Linked DNA regions of Mus musculus: region 1 is linked to region 2. The links are chromatin contacts, found by Hi-C or POLR2A ChIA-PET in ENCODE. All regions are on one chromosome and are shown on one strand. Each heading gives the region's core, a stretch centred on a gene start or an enhancer-like site at or near the end of the contact. The rest is flanking DNA. Distances are from core to core; before and after follow the strand shown.

Region 1 (7,437 bases), core at 1,920-4,419, 40 kb after region 2:
ACCTGGAGCTACTGTGTGCTTCCGCCTCCGCTTCGGTAAATGACCATAATAGTACCCACCCCTGTTGTTATTCTCAGAATCTACTTACAATAAGTACACAAAAGCCATAGGCGATTTTTACTGGTGTTCTTTGTTGCTCTTTTCCAACACCAATTTAGTGTGTGTCATGAATTTATTCATTAACTATTCCTCTAGCACTTTCAACTGTACAAAGCCTTCTAATTTTAACACCATAAATCAACCTAAAGGGGCGACCATGAGGGAGGTAAGGAGAAGGGAGGAGAGGGGACACGCGTCACTCGATCACTCGATGGGCTTGTTTTTCCTCTTCCAGCTCTGCAACTGGCCGTGCCCAGGACAGTGTCTGTGACTGAAGGAAAGGACCTGGATCTTTCTTGCAACATCACAACAGACCGTGTGGATGATGTCCGGCCTGAGGTGACATGGTACTTCAAAAAGACACCCGATACCTCTTTACTTGCCTCCCACATGCTGGCGCGGCTTGACCGTGATTCCCTGGTCCACAGCTCACCACACGTTGCTCTCAGTCACGTGGATACCCGCTCTTACCATCTACTGGTGCGAGATGTTAGCAAAGAAAACTCGGGCTACTATCTTTGCCTTGTGGCCCTCTGGGCTCCTGGACACAACAGGAGCTGGCACAAGGTGGCAGAGGCCATGTCTGCCCCGTCTGGTGTAAGCGTGACCTGGCTAGGTGAGTAAGTAGCTTGAGGAATGCCATTTAGCTTCTCTGCTTAATCCTTCCTGCACTCAGGAAGTGTGTGGTGTGCTGGGCATTCTGCCCCATGTAGATGTGTGGCTCAGACAAGTGTCCTTGAGCTCCCAGCTATAAGGAAGCCGGATGGGTTGCAGCAGTGTGGCCAGCAAGGGCAAGCATGGGTGGTGTTTGTCTCCATGCCCCTGCTGGAGGAAGTGGCTTCTTTGTTGTTGAGAGTGTCTGCCTGGGAGAACTGAGGTGAATGGCTCTGCAGTGGCTTTGTTACAGAGACAGCCATTCTCTTCTCTTTACTTAGACTCCTGGGTATTTCTGCCCTGGGCTAGGGCTCCCTAAAGCTCAATGAGAAAGAGCAGCCACTCCTCCAGCTAATGGCGAATGTTTTCTACCCTTGATGCACTGGAAGCCCCTGGTAGTTTTAACTGCAAATATCATTTACAGTAGGGGCCATCTTCCTCCCTGTCTCTCCTCAGGCTCCCAGTCCTGGAGCTGCCCCAGGTGGAGGAGTGGAGGTGTCACCTCACCCCATGCTTTATAGCAGCTTGTAACATGGGAACGTGACTGGTATCCTCACTGTGTCATCCTGCTTGTCATGTATGTGATCCCTGGAGCGCCCTTCCTTATCACATATGTGATTGTGGCTGTGTTCTACTTGTCCTATGTCCTCTGATAGATTGTCATCTCGTTATCATGTGTGCTTCCTGGAGAGTGCTCATTTTGTAATGTGTGTGCTGTGTGCTGCCAGGTAAGCCCTCCTTCATTATGTATGTGCTCCCTTGTGTATGTCTCACGTTTTCATGTGTGCTCCCTGGGAAGTCTTCATTTTGTCATATGTGCTCCCTGGTGTCCTCACTTTGTCATCTGTGTCCTTCCTGCTGTGTTCACTTTGTCATTTGTGTTCTCCCTGCTGTGCCCACTTTATCCTGCTTGCTCTTTGGTATCCCTGCTTTGTCATCTATGTGATCCTACCATGTCTTACATGAGATTGCTGGCTTTGACCTGATCTCTTTCCTGTAGTGCCCCTGGTCTTTTTTCTTATGCATCTGACCATGGGGAGGAATGTGTAGTAGCTCCTTTTGTTCAAGGGTGGTAATGGCCTTGATCATTCAATTCAGCTTAGGTGGGAGGGGCTGGTGGGGTGTGGCTGGCTCCCCACCTGCTTCATTTCCACAGTGGTCAGCCTATGGTCAGCTCTTCACTGCCCTCACAGGGCTTTGAGCCCTGACAAAGACACTTGATTTGTCTTTGATTAAGGAGGCAACACTGATCTTTAAAGGGCAGTAAAAGACTTCATCCTCTGTCTGATGCTAACCCTCCTCCTACATGTGCATGTCTCCAGCTCCTATGGAATTCTTCTCTGTCTTATATAGAGGTCCTATGCTGGCTCAAGGGTGCACTCCCTGTCTGTCTGTCCCTAAGAAATGGATGGGAACTTGTGAATGGTAGTACGGTGCAAGGGAAAGCATCCTTAGAGAGTAAGCGGTAGGGAAAGGCTAGTTGGGACTGAGACTGGGGGGGGGGTGGTAGCCCTGTGAGCAAAGTGGGGCTTTGATATCTAAAGAGCGAAAGGAGCAGGCTTATCTGCTTTCATTCCTGCAGTCAGGAGCCTGCGCTCCGAGGCGCTCTGTGAAGTCCTGGGCTGGAACAATGTTGGCCCAGCCAGGACTCTCCTTAGCAACCTTCAAAATAAAACAGATGTTGTCAGCACCAAGAGAAGAGTTTTCATCTCTGGAGTTGAATCTGTCTCACAGCTCTGATCCTGGTGCATTGTGTGGTGCTGTCAAATCCCCACTCTGGCTTCCTCCCCTCCCCGCCCCCTCCAACTTCTGAGTCCTAGCTCTGGGATTTTTTTTTTTTTTTGTGAAAATTCTGCCTGCACTCCAATTCTGAGGGTTTCTTTGAAGTCCTGGTGTATTGATCCCACATACCCTGGGGGAAGTACAGGCACTGTCAGACATCAGGGGCAAGCTCTGGGAGGGAACGGGCTTTGTAACTGAAGGGATTTGTTGGTGACGTGTTCTCCAGAGACTGAGGGGAAATAAAGAGGCTAAACTGTGGGAAAGACTCCCTGATTATCCTAAGGGTCCTGCCACTCGTTTTCCTGCAGAGTGCCGGTGCCATTGTGAAAGACATGAGTGCACATCTCCAGTGCATGCATGGAGCCCCAGAGCTTCTGTGTGCTTTACACAGACTAGGCCTGCCCCAACATATAGATAGCGTAAAACCCATGCATCCAAACCCAGAACTGTATGCAGGCATGACCGTGGCTTAGAGTATGCAGAGGCCCTTGCATAATTGTGAGCTCACCAGGAGTGTAAACATTATAAAAACAACTGTGTTCTTCTCTGTCTTCCTCTTAAGCCTTCACCCCGGTCTCTGTGACTCATGGTTTGCAGCTGCTTGGACGCTTGTCAGGAGACGAGTCGGGCCTGAGTACAGCCACAGGCCTTTAGTCACAGTCTGCAGACTGCATTCTCTGCCCAGAAACTGAGGCAGCTGACTGACCCTACATGTTTTCTCTAGAAATGTAATTTGTGCATGCCATCAAATACAACTCGGGCCTGTATAAGATAATGAAGATGTGACACACACACACTCACAGACACACACACACACAAAGCCAGGAACACAGCTGACCTGCTAAGTATAGAGGTCATCCTAGGTAGGTGATGTGGACTGTTGTCTCTTAGAGAGTGGGATCCTCGTGCCCATGTGATGCAGCACTTGGTTTTGCACTTGACACATTGAGAATTCTAATTACCATTTATTGAACACCTTTTCCAGGCCCTGACGGAGAACTTTATATGTATTAAATGGTCAGGTGGGAAGTGCTTATGATCATCTTTGGGAAGGAGACTCTTCCCCCATTGGCTAATTCTGGTTTCTTGTCTGGGATGGCTTAGAATTGTGGCTTTAGTTGAATCTGTCCTAGGCATTGTCTTCGTGTATGGGGAATGTCTTTGGCCTTGGAAGTCAGCTCTACCTCCTGAGACAACCAGTCCCAAGTCCTAAAGATGGGCTGTTCCTGTTGTCCCAGTTGATGACGGGGTGGGAACTGTCTTAGCCCATTGTCTTACATGGGCCTACTATCGATGGTCTGAGAAATGAACAACCCTTTGCAGCAGGGTGGGAGGATCTGGTGAATTTTTGTAAGAAGGTGAGAGAAAGGCCTTTTGCTAAGATTTGTATTCCTCTTTGAAGAAGGAAAAGCTCTAGTTGGTTTGCAAAATGAAGAACAAAGCAACAGACATAAAGAAATAATCAAGATCAAAAGAGGCAAAGAGAATCCAAGAGCAGTTATTGCTTGGGATGAGTTAGTTGAGTGGTTGGCATGAATTTGTTGCTGCATTTGAGCACCAAATTTGTAGAGTTTTGAAGGCGAGACAAAAAGAGATGTTCTTATCCAGTTGTCTGAGAAAGAAAACATAAACTTTTGGAGAGGCAAACTTTTTCTTGGCACTGAATTTATCCCATGTTTTTTTCATTTTGGGGTGGAGGTGGGGGCAGTGGATAATTTAATGGCTAGTGCCCACAACTGTTCTTTTACCAAAGGCCTTCAGTGATTGTTCAAATGTATGTTTCTTATACCCATGCTCTCTAAGAGATGAGGGTGTGAATTGTAAGTGTGGAAAGGAGTTTCTCTCTCGAAAGAACTTGAATTGCTTCAGGAAACAAATGTTGCTTTGTGTTGATCCAATTTAGTGTATGGCTGAAACAGAGAGCCAAGCGGAATGGCCAGTTAATCTGCACATTTTAAGCCATCTCTCTGTGCTATCAAATGTCTTAAACGAGCCCTTGGCAGGAGTTGGTTACTAATCAGTTTATGGTTGAGCTCTCTGCCCGAAGTACCAGACTTCTGTTAATTAGAGAGGGCTCCTAAGGCTCAGGATGCAGGAGGAGGCACAAGAGCAGGAGGGGGCAGGGCTGAGCTCTGCTGGTCAGTCCTGAGAGTGGATTTGCATTCTTCACCACTGGAGAACTGGCATCTCTTCAGCAGTGTGCCAGCAAGGAAGGTAATTACTTTCTTCTTTAAAAGGAGCTGTTAACCTGCTAAGCACTTGGTAGACACTCCGGTGTTCTGGGCCGTCTGTAGGACAGACATCCTGGTTAGATATATGGTGGTTTTTAGCATGGCTATTGCCTGTATCTGTCCAGGATTATTCCAGAAAACCGGTGGAGTAGTGGAGTCTGCTTTGTCGGTTTCGGCATTCTTGGTTTAATGGGAGTGCATCAACCTGGCCCGGCGCCTCCCAGTTACATCCCTGGTACTTTCCTTGGTGTTGGTGGTGACTTATTAGTGCTTAAGGGTCTCCCTCACCAACTTGTTAGCCAGCTAGGACGTAGGAGTACTCATGCATTCAGGAACCAAACTAGCATGGAGGAATCAGGAAAATGTGTGTAGGAAAATGGACGTCGAATTCCCAAGAGGTGCAAGGGTTAGAGCCAGCCCTTCCTCCTGTGCTCTGGATATTCCTGGCCCTCTCTGAGAGGAGTGAATGAGGATGAAGGGAGCTGAGGCAGGCCATCTGAACTGCGTATTGCTCTGAGATGGCTAATGCTGACTTCTGTCATGATAATTGTTCCTCTTGGACTCTGCAGAGCTATCCCTCCCACCCCACCCCCATCACAGGACTTAATTTGTAGCCATCTCTGTTTAAATATGAGAGTCTTTATTATACAGATGAGTGTGCTAACTCTTGGAGTATCTGACCGTGGCAAGTGCCTGGAAAGTGGAGTGCTCCTCCTGGTCTTTCTAACCCTGCCCTTCCCACATTATCTATACAAGGTTACAGTTGGAGAGAGGGGGTTAAAACATGCCCTCCTGGAATGCAGCATGTGTGCCTGGGGAGCAGGGTCAGAGCTTCTCTGATAGCATCACTCTGAACTTCTGGGAGGGAGCAGGCCAAGAAAGCTTGGTACCCCAGGGGTGGGATGAGCCTGTCCAGGTAGTCTGGGTTGGGAGCCAGATGACCTAGATAGAAAGCTCTCCCATGCAATTCTGCTCACACTCTATGCAGAAATTCTCTAACTTAGCTTCCTGAGCTTCATTTTTGTTTGTCATTTGAAACATACACAAAGATAATACTAATCCTATAACATGGGAGAGTTAAGCCAAATTCCAAGAAAGTATTATGGCCTGCTGCCTGGCATCTAGAAAGCCCTCCGAAAATGCTGATTGTCACTCTTGTTACTGCAGAATGGGATAAGCTATATACCTTCTTTATAGACTTGTCAGAGTAAGTGAAGGGTGTCTGCATACCTCGCCGACACACTAGGAAAAGCAGGCACCCTGGAAACAGTAGGCAGGAAATACTGTGGTCTGTAACGTAGCCAGTCATTCTCAAGGTTTTCACTGTTTGGAAAACTTGGAGAAAGGCATTTAGTGATCCCTGTTTGTAGTGGAGTCTCTCTTCGGAGGAGGGTCACCTGCGAGTCTATAGCTTTGGAGAGAGAGTGTCAGAGCAGGTGTGGACCTGGTACCCAGATTAGAAAGCAGGCCCGAATTCTCACATGCTCTTGGCGCTCAGCTTGACACGGCTCCGTGTTCCGAGAGAGCTGATAGATAGCATGGGTGGGTGTTTATTTTCAGCTTCTCAAAACAAATTTACAAACATTTGCAGAAGAAATAATCACCAGCTTTAACTGCAAGTATCTTACTTATCTGATTTCAACTCTCTCTCTCTCTCACACACACACACACTCGCTCGCTCACATGCACGCATGTGCGCGCTCACATACACTTTTTAATCTGCAAGAGCATAAAGCATACTCGAGAGGCCATGTCTTTTCTTCTGCGAGACAGGAGCTCTTTCCCTTTGTAGCCCAGCTGGCCTTGAACTCAGCACCCTCTGGCCTCTGCCTCTCACATGCTGGAACTGCAGGCAGGTCGTACCTCAGCAGCCTCCAGATACCACTTACCACTGAGTACTTGAGGATGCATCTTAACTGATGAGCATTTTCAGACATAACCCTCCTTGCGTCCTTAGCTGATTTCTTGATGAGACCAGGCAGAATGTAGCAGTAATCAGTGCTGAAATACTACGCCCGAAATGAGCATTTTTATGCAAAATATTAAATTTAGTCCAATTCAGCCAGTATGCTAATATCTTTGATATAGAAGGTGCTTTATGCATAGCATGTGCAGAGAGATGCTCTGAGTAGCCTTGAAAAAAGTCCTAGAAGATTCCATGAGCTGTACATACAAATAACAGAAGTTTAAGGCAGTGTTCTAGTAAAATCTCCAGAGATTGAGGGGCCTGGCAGGTGGTAAGATCTCTGCTGAACACTTTGTGACTGAGAAGTGAGGATATTTGACAGTGTGCCCAGGGAGTTCAGAGGAGGCATTCTGTGTTGCCAAGGTAAAGCAACAAAGAAAAGGGTGTGTGTCAGAAGCCTAGAGAAAGACACACCCTCTACAAACCACGCTTACAATTATAAAGCAACATAAAAAGTCATCTTCTGCCCATGCACAAAACAAACAACAGAGCTCCGAGTCCTCACTCCCTTCCCTCTGATGTCATAAGCGGCAGCCTGTCTTCTCTGGGAGTGTTCATCTGAAATTGACTCGCAGAGGTGTGGCTGACTACTCGAAGGAACCCGCACTCTGTCCTTTCACAAGCCAAGAATCCACTCTCTGTGCATTTGGTCTGGGGCTGTTTGTGGTGGAGGTGAAGCTAAGGCTAGCTGTAACAGGAGCAGGA
Region 2 (7,066 bases), core at 1,346-3,845:
TTAATTTGTGCTTATTTTCTGCTACATCAGTGGCTCATTGTGGATTCTCATGATAACAGCTGACTGGTTGCCAATCAGTCAGCTGACAGCCTGGATCCACTTAAGCCTTCTTTGCACTTGCCTTGCCTGGATAGTCTCATTTATTCCTACCAGTTCAGTTGCTCACCACAGTTATTACCGTGATTATAAAATGTCCCATTAGTTTAATAATACTTGGGTGCTGAGATGGGAGGAGAGAATGATTCCCCTCCCCCTTCCATCATGTTATGTGTACACTTACTGTAAGTCCCTCCATGTAGGTTCCATCTAGTGAGTTCCTGGACTGCCTGACTTACTATACAGTTAAGCTTTGGGGAAGGCAGTGAAAAACGTCTCCAGTACTGACTGCTTCCTGGGTGGGTCGTGACTGGACTTTGCACTTGCTGCCACACCCACTAAATTACCCTGTAGGCTATGGGCACTGGCAGCAACTGACTCACCAGGGCTGCAGTTCCAGGGTCTAGCTCAGAGTCTCTTCTCTGACTGCATGTGGAAGGCTTTCCAAGGTCCAGATTTTTGTCTGTTAAACAAAGGGCACAGAACTCCTCTCCAGTGAGGAGGGGATGCAAGTTGACAATGTGTCCGCCTCTTAGATCCTCCAGTTATTAGGCAGAGGTGGAAGCAGTATACATAGTGTGCTGAGCTGACTGTGATCAAGTGCCAAAATGTGCAGGCCAGACGTTAAGCATTCTGGGTGGTCAGAACCCGGAAAGATTGATGAGCTGAAGGCTGAGCTGCTGGAAGAGCCAGGCCTTACGTTTTCCCGTAGTTCCAGCATATTTCAAAACTTAACATGAGGCTCATATTCAGGCTTGATAGAATGGAAAGAAACAAAAGAAAATTGACCTTCCTACAGAAATTCTGGGAAAAAGAACAACAGGAACATGGATAGGGGTGGGGGAAACTCTGGGAAAGGCTTGGTGGCAAGACAGAAATTAAAAGAAAAAAAATATTGAGGGGGAAATATACTCAACACCAAAGTTACCATACCATTTTATCTCTGTTTAATTGTTACCACTTTGTGACAGTAAGTAAACCTCCATTGTTGAACCACCAGGAATTTGTTTATTTTGGTCTTTTGAAACAGGGTCTCCTGTAGCCCAAGCCGGCCTTGATCTCTGTTTGAAGCCAGGGACGGATGACCTTGAGCCCATCCTGCCTCTACCTACAGAGTGCAGTGGAGGTCACCACGCCTGGCTGGGAATACAATTTTAGGAGTCTCTTTCGGAAGGGTTCACACCTGGCCAGTCAGTCGCATGTCAGTTGGCAGAAACGAGAAACGCTTGTGGAAATCAGAACAAGCTTAATGTTCTGCACCAGAGAAGGCAGTTTCCCCAGGAACATCTGTGATTTGTTTTACATATATTAATGAAAGGCCCGGGCGACGGAGGGGGTCACTGGATACCAGTGAGCCTTTCTGAATGTCTGATTCATCCTTGGGACGTTTTAAACAAGGAACGCTGATTTTCCCCCCAGAGCTGTGGAGTCTTTTGTATTCAAATCCAAAGCACAAAACTCTATTGTGGGAGGAAAAAGAGTCTTTAATGGAAACCCAGTTGTGTCCACTTAAAGCAATGAATATAGTCTCAGGCGGCAGACATACCATTTGAAGCACTACGGCTAATAATAGATGGTGTGGGTTTTCTTTTCTTTTCTTTTCTTTTTTTTCTTTTCTTTTATGGGTACCTTAGTTGGAAGTTGTTCTAATTAGTACCACAGGGACCCTGGAGAGGAGGGAGGTGGGCCAGGAAGGAGGCAGGCCCACCCAACTACAGGGTGGTGGGTTAGAGAGCCTTGTTGAATTTGATGCTTGGCTGAGAGTCCCTTGCCAACTCTCCCAAGCACATCAGGCCTCTGGACCATGAGGGGGTGGGAATTCACTGCCTTTGAAGCTCTTTCATTCCTATCTGTGTAATTATTTTTAGCAAGGGCTAAGCAGGTGGCTGGTGGCATGCTTAGCTGGAGACCAGAGGGTGTACGTGTGGGTTGCTGGCTGCGAGACACTCGTGGGGATTCCACCGCGAAGGAATGCCGGGCGTCCCGGGATAGGGCCCAAAAGATGAGGTTTCCAGACAAGTCTTCCAGGCCAACTTTTAAAGGTCGGAGGAAAGTTTTTCGAGGGCTGGGGGCCCGAGGGGAAGGCTGAGTGGGCTCGGGCGTCTCCTCCCCTTTAAGCGGGTGGCCCCAGCGCCTCCTCCGTTACCTGGAGCGGGGAGGGGCTTGGGAAAGTTTGTGTTTGTTGCTGGCAAAGCGCCGGGTGGGAGGCGCGGGCGGGCGGACGCCACGGCTCTTCCCTTTTGCTTTCGGGAGGCGGTCCGGGTTGCTGCGCCCTGGGATCGGCGAGGCCGGCTCCGGGGCCCGGCGGCTGGCGGAGGGCGGGAGAGGAGGAGGAGGAGGGCCGCGACGAGCCAGGTGCGCACGTCCGCGCCGGCGCTGGGCTCGCTCGGCCAGCGGGGAGAGCGGAGCAGGCGCGCGGCCCGGCGGAGCAGCCGACTCTGGAGCAGCCGGAGCTGGAGGAGGAGGAGGAGGAGCGGCGGCGGGGAAGGAGGAGGAGGCGGAGAGTCGCTCCCGCCGGCCGAGCATGGGGCGCCCGGCGCCGAGGCCGCTGCTGCTGGCGCTCCTGTCGCTGGGTGAGTGCGCGTGGGGCGCGGCGGGGCGCGGTGGGGCGCTGGGTCCCGGGGGGGCGCGGCTGCCGCTCGGGGCCTGGGGCACCCGGGGCGCCCGGGGCGGCTCCCGGGAGACCGGGATCCGGAGCGCCGGGCCGCCGGCCGGGCGGGGAGCGATGTGGGGCCGATCTGAGCCCGGTGCACATCCTCCTGGGCCCGCGCTCCCAGTAGCCGGAGCCGCCCGGCCTGACCGAGCCGGGTCCTCACGTGTGCCGGGGGAGTGGCTCGTGGCCGGTTCTCCCACAGCGCTCTCTACCTGTTGGCCACCGTGAGCCGGGCTCACCTTGAACTCCCGGCCCCGGAAGGTGCGGGCGGCCCCGGCCCGCGTACCCGGCTGGGCGGAAATGTGAGCCTTTGCTGTGTCCCGCCATAGCCGAGGCCGGTCGGGATCGCTCTTCATTCGCTAGCCCATGCTGAGTTGCTTTTCCAGGGAAGCAAGAGAATCCAACTTCCTTCCACGAAGGTCACTGGGTAGCCCAGCGTTACTGTGACAGTCTTGTACCATCCCTGCCATCTAGCCAAATCTGCCTCAGTGTTGCCTTCCAGCGTCTCCTGAAGCTAGCTAGGCTCGGATTTATACACAAAGACCCGAGAGCCCAGCTTTTCCAACTTTTCTACCTGTTACTTCCCTCGTTACTGCCCCCTTCTCCTTTACCCTCTGGAAACCCTTGGTGTCTCTCAGTGGTTTGGCCCAGTATCCCCTCACCCACCTAAGGAATCTTTCCTGGGCTCCCCCCCCCTCCATTTTCCATTCACTCCTTACACAGACACCATCTTCACATAGATACACAGGGTGATCTTAACCAGCCACTTGATGTATTTATTTAATGCCTGCCTTGGTTCAGGAAGGCAGATCCCCAAGTGTGGTTATATGCGTGGTTCCCTGTGACCAGTGGCATCTAGGACAAGCAGAATTCCAGACCCAGCCCTGGGTTCCCTTCCAAGCCCCTGCAGACGATGTATCTCAAGCTTTCCCAGAGCACGTGGTGTGTGTTGCCTATCCCAGCCTGGCCTCAGCTGCACAGGGGCTAAATGACTGCACTTCTGATGGTGTGAGGATCCCCGTGGGGACCTCCTGCCACCACTCCCCTTCTGCTGGCATTAGGACTTTACTGTCCCAGCTCCCCATGAGTCCTGGCTGCCTGTGAACTAGCCTTTCTGGCTGCTACTGTGATACTTCACCTCCGAGGGGTTTTCTGGAAATGACTCCCTCTAAGAACTCCCCTAGACATAATTCTCCAGCCACAACCCATGTACAGAAAACATCCAATAGTCTTCTGTGGTTTCTGATCTGCCAGGCATCAGTCTTTGCAAGTTGTGTATTTGTTGCATATTGCTGGGGACAGTCGCCACCATTTAATTGGCTTATACGTCTGGGTCAGGCAGGGCCATGGCCTATGGTTGCACAGATTCCTGGGGCACCACTCCCATCTGCTACTCACTTTGTGGTTTATGTGACTGACTCTCCCTAGAGTGGTCAGTGTGTAGTCTGTGGATGTACCAGTTGAGAGGGTAGCGTGAGGTAGAAGTTTAAAAAGGATGCCCTTGGGGGCCTAGGGTTGTAGCTCTGTGCTTGTTTATCTTTGCCAGGTTTTGGATTCCATCCCTCAGACCAAGTGAATAAACAAACCACAGCCAGCAGCCCAGGGTCGGGAAAGCACAGCTTGGGGAATGAATCATGGTGGTATACCCGTGCATCCAACCTTGATGAGACTTAAAGACTTTTGGATGTGACTGTGACTGCCCTGTGCAGATTCACCTAGCAATTCTCTGAACCATTGATGTGCCATCTACAAACTCTGCCCCTGGGTACCTCACTAGGTGCAGCTTCAGCCTGACCTCTGAAGCAGCTTCCCAGTGTAGCATCATTTTCCACATCCATTGAGCCTGGAAGTGGAGTGTGTTGATAGGCAAGATGGTCTTCCCTTGGGTCTTGCTGCCGGAATGGAATCGTGAAGTCACTGCTACTTGTATGGTAACCCCTCTGTGGGCTTCGCCTGAACCCCAGCCCTTTGTTTTGTAGCTTTCCCAAGCACAAGTTCAGACTGTGTCCATCCTTCTGAGCGAGCCCCACACCCCACTCCCCCATACTGTGTTTCCCCTGTTGTAGCCAAGGCCTTGGAGGCTCCTCACGAAGACAACTTCTGACTCCTCCCTGACCGGTTTTCTCCTGCTCTCCTCTAAGGTCACCATTTTCCTAATGGATGATTTCGGGGTTCGCACCAGTGTGCATTGAGCTCTTGTGACTTTTCTTGTGTTTGCTTTCTCCTCTTTCTGCTTTAGAGATTTCATTCTAAGCACCTGTTTGCTACTCTTCACGGAATCTGTTGCGCCTTCTAGCCTGCCTGCCCCCTCTCTTCCCTGTCTAAGTCCCTCTGCCTCTGAGGCTCACTTTTCCTTGAAGCTTTCTCACTAAGCCCCGACCAGTGGGCCAGACTCACTCAGACCCAGCTGGCAGTGACCAAGGTATAGCACCTCACTGGGTGCTTGACTGGGCTGTTGTAGACAGTGGTAAAAACAGTGTATTTCTTGACCCCAGCTCAGCACTGGGGGGGAAGCGGGAAGGAAGGGGTTCATTTTGACTTGGTGTTTGGAGTTGCTTTTACCTAAGAGGTGACATATGAGCTGAGCCTTGAGAATAATTGGGATTTTGGAAGAAAGGATAGACGAGCGTCCCAGGGCTCTGGGGAAAAGCATAAAGTGTGGGTGAGTGAAGTGCACTGCTCCTTCAGAAATGGCACCGGAGTTGTTCCATGAGTTGGGAGGAGGGGGAGGAGGGGGAGAGAAAGATGACTGGTGAGGTAGGGGGTGTTAGGGGAGGTGTGAAGTGGTCTGAATTGTGAATTTTTGGCTCCTTATAGGTGGCCAGGCAGCCTTTGTCTTATGTCCATGGCTCCTGTTCCCAAGTCTTACATCCCTACCTGATTGTCCTCCAGAGGCAGGACCCCATTGGTCTTGCTCTCTCTCTATTCTCTTAATATTAGGCTGTACAACTCTCATACATAGGATGTGTTTGACTAACTGAGCACATATAGATGGGTATGTCCTTTTCTTATTTTATTATTTGTGGGTAGCCATGAGAGTCATTAATAGATTCTCTACATCTTTTTTAAAAATGCAAATCTGCTAAGATCGCTTTTAAATGACAAAAGTATCACACCTATATTTTCAAATTCAATTGCTGTAAAAGGGTATTATGCTAATTAGGTAGGCTGTTCTGCCTTAATTGCACAGTTCTGGCGCAGTGGTTCAAACAGTAGGATCATCCCCTCCCCCGTGCCCCCAACAGTGAAGTGCTTCTGAGGGAGAGTTTGGGTAGGCCCTTCTTTCACACAGCCCTCTGGTCCCAGGTTGGTGCCCATCCTGGTTTTCAGGATCACTTTATCTGTCATCCTTACTTTTCCAGCCCCACAAAGGAGGGAGACAGCTTGGATATTATAATGGGTACTTCATGGGCAAAGCCTGGAAGTGACATCATTTCTGTGTGTATTCCATTGGAGACAATTTAGTTCCATGTCACACTAGCTGCAAGGGAAGCTAGAGAACACAGCGAAACCTGGCAGCCATCTGCCAACTACCGTGGAAAACAGAAGGATGGATTTGGGGTTTGGAGACACCAAGGAGTTTCATGGAGGATGCATGACACAAGATAAACTTCGTCTTTTTTTTTTTTTTTTTTTTTTTTTTTTTTTTTTTTTTTGGTGGTGCTAAGGAATGAACTGGAAGCTTGTACACTTTACTACTGAGCCTCACCCTCAGCCTTGTTCTTCTCTGGTGGCTTCTGTAAGGCCTCTGTGCACCTAGCAGATACAGGGCACCAGTAGCTGTCACTTGAGAGTCAGGATCTGTCAGTCATTCAGATCTTGGGAAAGGCTCAGTTATTTTCTCCTTATAGATGATGAGGAACTAGGTGCCCAGAGTTGTGAAACAACATGTTCAGTCATAGCAGGACTCCATCCCGCGGGTGCTAAGGATCAGCTGACCGTTGTTCACTGTGCCCGTGTGCTGCCCATTGTTTGAGATTTAGATGAAGAAAAGATGATCGTGGTCAGAATACAAAGCTGGAATTAAAAATAGGATCAGGGGTGTGTGTGTGGCCCAGGTGCAATGCAGAAGGGAGTAATGGTGTCAGCATGCACCTCTCAGATGTGACAACCTGCAACCTTGCAGGTCCTCATTGCCCGCTCAGAGGAATGGGGCTCAGACAAAGCCTGTTGCTGCTCCACAGGGCACCGCGTCAGGAGGAAGGCTCGCAGGAGAAACACGCGTGAATCCCTCTAGCTTAAACAGCCTTTGAAGTGCTGTGGTCTTCAGAGATTTCTTGGCACTTATTTCAGTCTTGTTAACAGAATTCCTGTATC

What was found. Hi-C counts contacts between places; a loop is a spot of excess contacts on that map. ChIA-PET counts read pairs that join two places held with the same protein, here RNA polymerase II (POLR2A).
Region 1: a loop to region 2 is called in a map of heart, with 2.0 times the contacts of the local background. The contact joins the enhancer-like site here to the promoter of Ptgfrn in region 2. A Hi-C loop is called at or near these places in 5 of 37 maps with a recorded cell type or tissue (heart and left cerebral cortex). POLR2A ChIA-PET finds 5 or more read pairs at or near these places in 4 of 5 experiments (Patski and embryonic stem cell).

Annotation. Positions count from the first base shown.
Region 1 is chr3:101,066,088-101,073,524 of GRCm38, reverse strand. Ptgfrn (prostaglandin F2 receptor negative regulator) reads left to right here. Exons shown (of 9, transcript NM_011197.3): 4 at 335-715. Among named protein-coding and RNA genes, the nearest start is that of Gm52612, 39 kb to the left of the region's middle. Within about 2 kb of position 3,169, at least 1 of the 3 ENCODE cell types and tissues checked has a DNase peak (open chromatin) inside an H3K27ac peak, as active enhancers do; it is heart, where a contact is called at or near this core.
Region 2 is chr3:101,105,695-101,112,760 of GRCm38, reverse strand. It overlaps Ptgfrn (prostaglandin F2 receptor negative regulator), which reads left to right and starts at 2,595. Exons shown (of 9, transcript NM_011197.3): 1 at 2,595-2,669. The coding sequence starts at 2,621. It overlaps Gm52612, which reads right to left and starts at 3,795. Exons shown (of 1, transcript XM_030252967.1): 1 at 1,021-3,795. The coding sequence starts at 2,851. The coding sequence ends at 2,210.